Regions from separate parts of the Homo sapiens genome. Here region 1 is linked to region 2. A link is a contact called in ENCODE Hi-C or POLR2A ChIA-PET data. All regions are on one chromosome and are shown on one strand. The core of a region is the stretch at or near the end of the contact, and the rest is flanking DNA. Distances in the headings are between cores, read along the strand shown. Region 1 has its middle 5.4 kb from the start of LINC01213. Region 2 holds the start of ERICH6 (glutamate rich 6).

Evidence for each region. Hi-C counts contacts between places; a loop is a spot of excess contacts on that map. ChIA-PET counts read pairs that join two places held with the same protein, here RNA polymerase II (POLR2A). Pooled maps may share reads with other maps.
Region 1: a pooled map shows a loop between it and region 2 (3-fold over the local background). The contact joins the enhancer-like site here to the promoter of ERICH6 in region 2. A Hi-C loop is called at or near these places in 1 of 50 pooled maps. POLR2A ChIA-PET finds 5 or more read pairs at or near these places in 2 of 52 experiments (K562 and endothelial cell of umbilical vein).

What each region holds. Positions count from the first base shown.
Region 1 is chr3:150,231,304-150,234,963 of GRCh38, forward strand. No RefSeq gene overlaps it. Among named protein-coding and RNA genes, the nearest start is that of LINC01213, 5.4 kb to the right of the region's middle. Within about 2 kb of position 1,893, at least 6 of the 41 ENCODE cell types and tissues checked have a DNase peak (open chromatin) inside an H3K27ac peak, as active enhancers do; they include endothelial cell of umbilical vein, where a contact is called at or near this core.
Region 2 is chr3:150,702,591-150,706,540 of GRCh38, forward strand. ERICH6 (glutamate rich 6) reads right to left here and starts at 1,330. Exons shown (of 14, transcript NM_152394.5): 1 at 906-1,330. The coding sequence starts at 1,308. ERICH6-AS1 (ERICH6 antisense RNA 1) reads left to right here and starts at 974. Exons shown (of 3, transcript NR_121675.1): 1 at 974-1,077. RefSeq lists enhancers at 1,206-1,285, 1,436-1,525.

The DNA.
Region 1 (3,660 bases), core at 643-3,142, 470 kb before region 2:
GCTAGCAATAAAAAAACAATGAAAGATCAGTAAGAATGTGGAGAAACAGGTATTCCCTCTGGTACTACCAAATTGATGGACAAATTTTTTTTTTTTTTGAGACGGAGTCTCACTGTGTCGTCCAGGCTGGAGTGCAGTGGTGCAATCTCAGCTCACTGCAAACTCCGCCTCCCAAGTTCACACCATTCTCCTGCCTCAGCCTCCCGAGTAGCTTGGACTACAGGCGCCCACCACCATGCCCAGCTAATTTTTTAGTAGAGACGGGGTTTCACCGTGTTAGCCAGGATGGTCTCGATCTCCTGACCTTGTGATCCACCCACCTCGGCCTCCCAAAGTGCTGGGATTACAGGCGTGAGCCACCGCACCTGGCCATTGATGGACAATTTGACAAAAATTTTTCAAAAGGTAAAATTTGCATTTTCCTAAACCCAACAGTTTAGCTTCTAGATACCTATATTAGAGAAACTGTCAAATATGTAGACAAAAATATGAGCTTATTGCAGCATTTTTTAGAGTAGTGAAACTTTACAGGCAAACTAAATATCCATCAATGGAGGAGTGGTTCACAAAAAGAAGTAAACAAAACATGGTGTATTCACACAATGGATCTTTTGCAGCAGTTAAAAAGAAACTGTATGCGGGCCAACGTGGTAAAGAATCCAAGATATTGTTCGGTGGAAAAAGCATGTTGCAGAGTAATATGTTCTGTTTGATCCCTTTTCTGTAAAAATAAAACTAAAACATGTAGAATAAACCCCTCTAAAAATGAGATATTTGTAATATGTATACATAATTTTGTGTGGCTATACATATACCATACACTATGTAATTCTGCTTTATTTTTCATAAGAATATATTCATACTGCTTGTATAATTTTCTTTTACTTTGTGTTTACTGAATTTTGTAACAAATAAATCATTAGTAATTTGTCCAAGAACAGTTTCCAAAGCATGGCAGAAGGCCAGCTGTGATGAACTGAGGTCCCTACCTGACCTGACCAGCCTGGCCTTGTTAGTATACTGGTAACCAGACAAGATTTAAGATATAAAAGCCTCAAATATTTAAAAGGATTTTCTCAGAAAAAGGAGGGTTTCCTCAAATGCTTCTTGCCATCAGATTGTAGGGCCAGAAGGATTTTAGAGGCCAATTGGTCCAATTGCTGACTTTTAAGGAAGCTAAAGTTGAGGTCCAGAGAAGCTAGTTTTCTAAGTCCCCCAGACTATTTGGCATTTTTTTTAAAGGTCTCTTGGCCAGGCATAGTGGCTCACACCTGTAATCCCAGCACTTTGGGAAGCCGAGGTGGGTGGATCATGAGGTCAGGAGATTGAGACCATCCTGGCCAACACGGTAAAACCCTGTCTCTACTAAAAATACAAAAAAAAAAAAAAAAAATTAGCTGGGCATGGTGGTGGGCGCCTGTAGTCCCAGCTACTCGGGAGGCTGAGGCAGGAGAATGGCATGGACCCGGGAGGTGGAGCTTGCAGTGAGCCAAGATCGTGCCACTGCACTCCAGCCTGGGCAACAGAGCGAGACTCCGTCTCAAAAAAAAAAAAATAACAAAAAATAAAAAATATAAAAGGTATCTTGCTAAATACCAAAAGGGACAGCCAGAAGAGTATGTCCGGGGACCTCTGAAAGTCTGAGAACTATGAAGAAGTAACTAGGGATTTATGTGTTCAAGACAAGCATCTACATGAGAATTCCTGCAAAGTTGCTGACAGTCATGTATGAGTGACAGGCATCAGCAATCATCCACCACCGGAATCAGGAAAATGAATCATCCCAAGCTTTGTTCTTTGTAGAACAGTGCATTTTCCTCTGGCCTCCCCTCTTCTATATCAGGGGATTGTTTCAACTGCAGTCACTGGGCTGAAGGACCCACTAAATTTGGCCTGATTCCTGTCTTGGCAGGCTGCCGTGGCAAGGATGATGGAGAAGTGTTTACAAGTGTCAGATCCCAGGAACATTTTCTTTGTTCCGTCTGACAAAGCCCAGAGTCAGATAGGCAGAGTGGTGAAAAGAGCTCTGGGCAAGCAGTCAGCCAGCCTGGGGTTTGGTCTTGGTTCCATCACGAACCCAGCTGTGTGAGCTTGAGCCAGTCATTTGAGGTTTTCTGAACATGCAAAGTAAATGGGCTAGCTGTGATTCCCTCAGCCCTTGTGTCTAGGGAAATTGTTTTGGAATGAAAGTAGCTTTTGGCCTGAGTACCCATTTTCAGAATATATTCTCTGAAGCAGAGTGAGAAAGAAGTGCAAGGTCATAGCTATGATTGGCATAGAACTGAGGCCAGATACTAACAAAGAAAAAAGTCGACACTGACATGCCATCTCCAGGGAGAACAAATAGATTCATCCTTGAAGCCAACTATTGTGGTGGCTGCCTGGAGTACTGTGTTGGAAAGGATTTGAGCTAAACCTAAGCTCAAAGGAGTTCTGTGATCCACTAATAATGTCTGCTACAGGTAAGGGAGCTAGAACAAGGTAAGGGTACACCAGATTTTTGCTACTCCTGCACCCAGTTACCACATTTAGGTTCCTATAGCCATGAACCCATGAATCTAATGCAAAGTAGGAAACTGCATGTGATGAAATCTCTATAAAGAAAATTTCAGGAAGCAGGCTTATTTAGGATATAATTAACAAGTAAGACAGCAGCAAATCGGGATGCCTGAATTCTGTTCTTTGGACCATCATTGGATAATAATCTTGGACAAACCAACAACATGTTGGCATCCCTACATTCTGGCTCTGTTATGGCCTGAGGCATGGTAAGGAAGGCACTGAAGGGTCTTTGCAAGTTGGGGTGGTATACGGACAAGCCCTGGTGATCCTGTAGCCACAGAAAGTGCTTCTCAGGGGCAGTTTGGTGCAGTTTGGTCTTATTTTAATTAATGCTGTAATTTTATGGGATTTTAAAAACATATAGTGAATTATATACTTTCCACTGTGATATGTTAAAAAGGGCAGCAAAAAGTAATCAAAAGAAAATTACCTATATTCTTATCATTCAGATCCAACATTTGACACCTTGTATTTCCTGGATACAAAGATAATTTGATGTAAATGTTTTCCTTCATAAGTAGTAAATGTACTTTTTTCCTCTCATGTTAGGAAAGTAAATCACAAACCAGAACTGGGATACATAAAAAATTCACAGAAATAATTATAATTTAATAAAATTAATTTATGACTACATGTCATTATTACTGAGTGGTGAGCCAGGGCCAGATTAAGGTAATGCTCTTCATGCCATCGTCACTTCTAAGTTTGCGTATACAGTTGAGGCAAACCAGGGTCCTTTTTGAAATGACGTGCAAAAATGAGTAAGGACCAGAAACTAACAGTAAAGATACATAAACTGTTTTTAAAAAATTGGGTTTAACATTGCTACATCATCTATTCAATAAAATAAAATAAAAATCACTTGCAAATGCAAAGGCAAGTCATAGGATTCCTTTCAAAGGGCGAGGGATGGAGCAGTGTTGTATTCTGTACTGGTTAAGCCTAGTGGCTCTGAAGTTAGACTGGCTGGAATGCTGGCTTCCCCAACTAATGAGGATAATAGTGCTACCAACCTCATAGGATGGTTGTGAGGAGTAATTGGATTAGCACGTCTTTGGACTGTGCCTAGCACATAGTAAGGACTCATTAAATCTTGCT
Region 2 (3,950 bases), core at 80-2,579:
TCATCGCAAGGATGTGTGCTTCTAGCACAGCCACGGGTAGAGGACAGGGATGCTGCCAAATATCCTGTAATTCACAGGACAGTCCCCAATCCTCCCCAACAAAGAATTATCCAGACCAAAATGTCAACACTAGAGCTTGAGAAGCCTACTCTAGAAGACTTCTCTGCTTCTTTTTTCAAGGAAGTGACTGGAGTGGCTTCAGCACAGGATGTTAAACACAAAAGAGAGTTGTTTTTTTTTTTTGCAGGACTGTTTCAGTAGTACAGCACCCTTAAGGCACTTCTCTGGAAATAATATGAGTGTGTGTGTGTGTGTGTGTGTGTGTCTGTGAGAGAGAGAGAGAGGGAGAGAGAAAGAGAGGGGGAGGGGAGAGGGAGGGGAGGAAGAGGGAGGGGAGGGGGAACAGAGAGAGAGAGAGAGAGAGATGTCACGGTGTGAATGCACGCAAAAATGTTATAAAAATGAGCACTCCCAGCAGCCTGGGCAACATAGTGAGACGCCAGATTAGCTGGGTGTGGTGGCGTGTGCCTGTAGTTCCAGTTACTCGAGAGGCTGCGGTGGGAGGCTTGAGCCCAGGAGGTCGAGGCTGCAGCCACTGCACTCCAGCCTGGGCGACAGAGCGAGACTCTTGTCTAAAAAAAAAAAAGCACTTCATACAGCCATGCCCAAGTTCAACTTTTATGGTGTTTCGCCTATATCCTAAATCGTGCCTCATCACAACAGCTCAGCCAAGGGTTCAGTGTCTCTGACAAGGGCGTGAGAGAGATTAGGTGTGTGGAATGGTGCATGCATTTAGAAATCAGGCACGACGCGCAGGTCGACGAAGGCACCACCCAGGAGTGGGTGGACCAGGTGCCCCCTGGAGACGAGAAACCCTCGAGGAAGGGGTGGGTCGGGGGCGGTACTTTTATGCGAGGAGGTGCTGGAGGGTGGGCTTGCGCTCGGCGTTTCAGTGCTGGTCGCGCTCTGGCTGGGCACGAACGTAGAGGTCAGGCTAGGGCTGACGATGCTGGCTAAGCGGGGGCGCACGTCTGGGAAGTCGTCGTCGTAGTCACCGATGTCCGTGACCTTCCAGAGGTACTCTTCGCTGAACGTCTCAGGGGCCTCCAACTCCTGCTCTTCCCCCACCAACTCCTCCTCCACCACCTCCTCCTCCTCCTCCTCCACCTCTTCCTCCTCCTCCTCCACCTCTTCCTCCTCCTCCTCCACCTCTTCCTCCTCCTCCTCCTCCTCTAACTCCTCCTCTGACTCCTTCTGGTCCTTCTTCCCCGGGTCTCCGAAGCCGCTAGGCGAGCGCAAGTGGGCCATGGCTGGCGGGAGGCGGGATTACAGCCAGCTCTTTGGCCGCGGCCCCGGTCGGCTCTCGCGAGCGCGAGCCTCTGTTGTGCGTTGGTCTCCCCGGGCAACTGCTTGCCCTGCGCCACCGAGCCTCCCGGATTTAAAGCGGCAGGAGCTGGTTAGCCGGATAGAATGTGGGTGCCGAGGGCCGGTGGGGGCCACCGCAGACTTCTTTCTGTCCCTGCTCTTCAGCGTCTCTGAAACCCCTGGCAGCCTGCGGAGAAACGATCTTTTCTTCGTCTCTCAGCTTATTTGGGGCCTTTTTTTTTTTTTTTAACTTGGGTGGAGGAAGTGGCTTCTAGCGACGGACACACACGGTGCCATTTGGTATTGCGGATGCTGGAGTCTGGTTATTGAGTAGACAGATGCTTGCTGGAACGTCCAGTGAAACTTTATTTACAAAATCAGGCGCCAGCCCTTGGGCCCTCGTTTGCGGATATTTTTAAAATAGCTTTAAATATTAATAAGCGTATTAAAATTGCCTTAAATGTTAGTTATCTTAAATATTGTTAGATTAATATTAATTAATCTTGATTGGCGACATTTTTAGCGTCCCATAAATTTTGCTCCTTGCTGTGATCTGGGTCCTGCTTCTTACTTGGCCCATCTATCCATCCTGGAGTAGAAAAGTCCTGAAGCATCTGGCCACCTAGGTACCACCTGCGTCCTTCTGGGACTTTGTATTTACTTACATTTTTGTAAAATATATACATTTTTTATTTTTGAGAGACAGGATGTCACTCTGTCACCCAGGCTGGAGTGCAGTGGCGGCATCATGGTTCACTTCAGCCCTGAACTCTTGGGCTCCAGTGATCCTCCCACCTCGGTCTCCCAAGTGGCAAGGACAACAAATGTGTGTCACCACGCCTGGCCAATTTTATATATTATATTATATTATATTATATTATATTATATTATATTATATTATATTATATTTATTTTGAGACGGAGTCTCGCTCTGTCACCCAGGCTGGAGTGCAGTGGCACCATATCGGCTCCCTGCAACCTCAGCCTCCTGGGTTCAAGCAATTCTCCTGCCTCAGCCTCCCGAGTAGCTGGGACTACAGGCACGTGCCACCACGCCTGGCTAATTTTTTGCATTTTCAGTAGAGATGGGGTTTCACCGTGTTAGCCAGGATGGTCTCGATCTCCTGACCTCGTGATCTGCCTGCCTCAGCCTCCCAAAGTGCTGGGATTACAGGCGTGAGCCACAGTGCCTGGCCTGTATTATATTTATTTTGAGACAGGGTCTTACCCTGTCGCTCAGGCTGGAGTGCAGTGGTGCTATCTCAGCTCACCGCAACCTCCTCCTCCCGGCTCAAGCTGATCCTCCCGCCTCAGCCTCCCGAGTATCTGGGACTACTTTTTGTAGAGATGGCGTCTTGCTATGTTGCCCAGGCTGGTCTCAAACTCTCGGTCTCAAGCTCCTGGGCTCAAGAGATCCTCCCATCTGGGCCTCCCAAAGTTCTTAGGATTACAGACGTGAGCTACTGTGCCTGGCTAGGGAATATTTTTGAAAGTAGAGTTCTTGCAGGCTAAAGGAGCAGGCAGCACAGATGAGAGGAGACATCTGAGTTGCTTTAAAAGGAAGGGCAAAATGTGGTGACCAGAGAGGAAAGTGAAAAGCTTTCCAGCAGGCTCACGGCAGGAAAGGAGGGTCAGGACAGGGAACTATGTGTACAGATATTGAGGTACAAATAAGGTAAGTGTAATTTAAAAAGAGAAAATAAGAAAAAGCTCATTTCTTTTCTGGACAATACTAACAGTTTGATGCTGGAAGCTATCTTAGAAGTTAGGAAATTCAACCAGGGTCCTCAGAGAGCAGACTGGAAGTCAGGATGTGGGGATGAGACACGGGGCTGGCAGACAGCAAGGGTGACAGTGCTTGTGCTTACTCCGCTTGTGCCTGCTGTAGCTCAGTTCTGTGACTGCCCTGGCATTTTCTCAATTGTGTGGTGAATTAATTTGTTTAAGTACTCCTTGTTTAGACCCTCTATTTAAGACCTTTTTTGAACATTTTATGGAATCTCCTTCCCTTGGATCTACTTACTACGGAAAGAACAGTCCCTTATTTTCTCATGAGTTGATGCCACTCTTGTTTTGGCCGTTCAGAGATAATATGATGCTGGGTCAGTTTATATTTTCCCCTTCTCCATTCCTGGTGTCTAGCTTGACTCAGGAACTTGAGATTTGAGAACCAGGCACCAGCCCTGACTAACTGTGACTTTGGGGTTACTGAGCCTCAGTTTCTTGGTGTGTTAAATGGAAATATCAGTACCTTTCCACTTAATTTATGGGGCTATTTTGAGATAAAATTTAATTATTGTTTATTTTCTTCTTCTTTTTTTTTTTTCCTAAGATGGCATCTCAATGTGTTACCCAGGCTGGTCTTGAACTCCTGGACTCAATCCTCCTACCTTGGCCTCCCAAAGTGCTGGGATTATAGGTGTGAGTCATCCTGTCTGGCCTATTTTCTGAGGACTGATTTTGTATTTTATTATTATTATTTTAGGACCACATAACTCTGTTTAGAAAATGTTTCTAATGTATTGAGTGCTTCAAAGGTATATTAGTTCGATTTCACACTGCTATAAGGAATTGCCTGAGGCTGA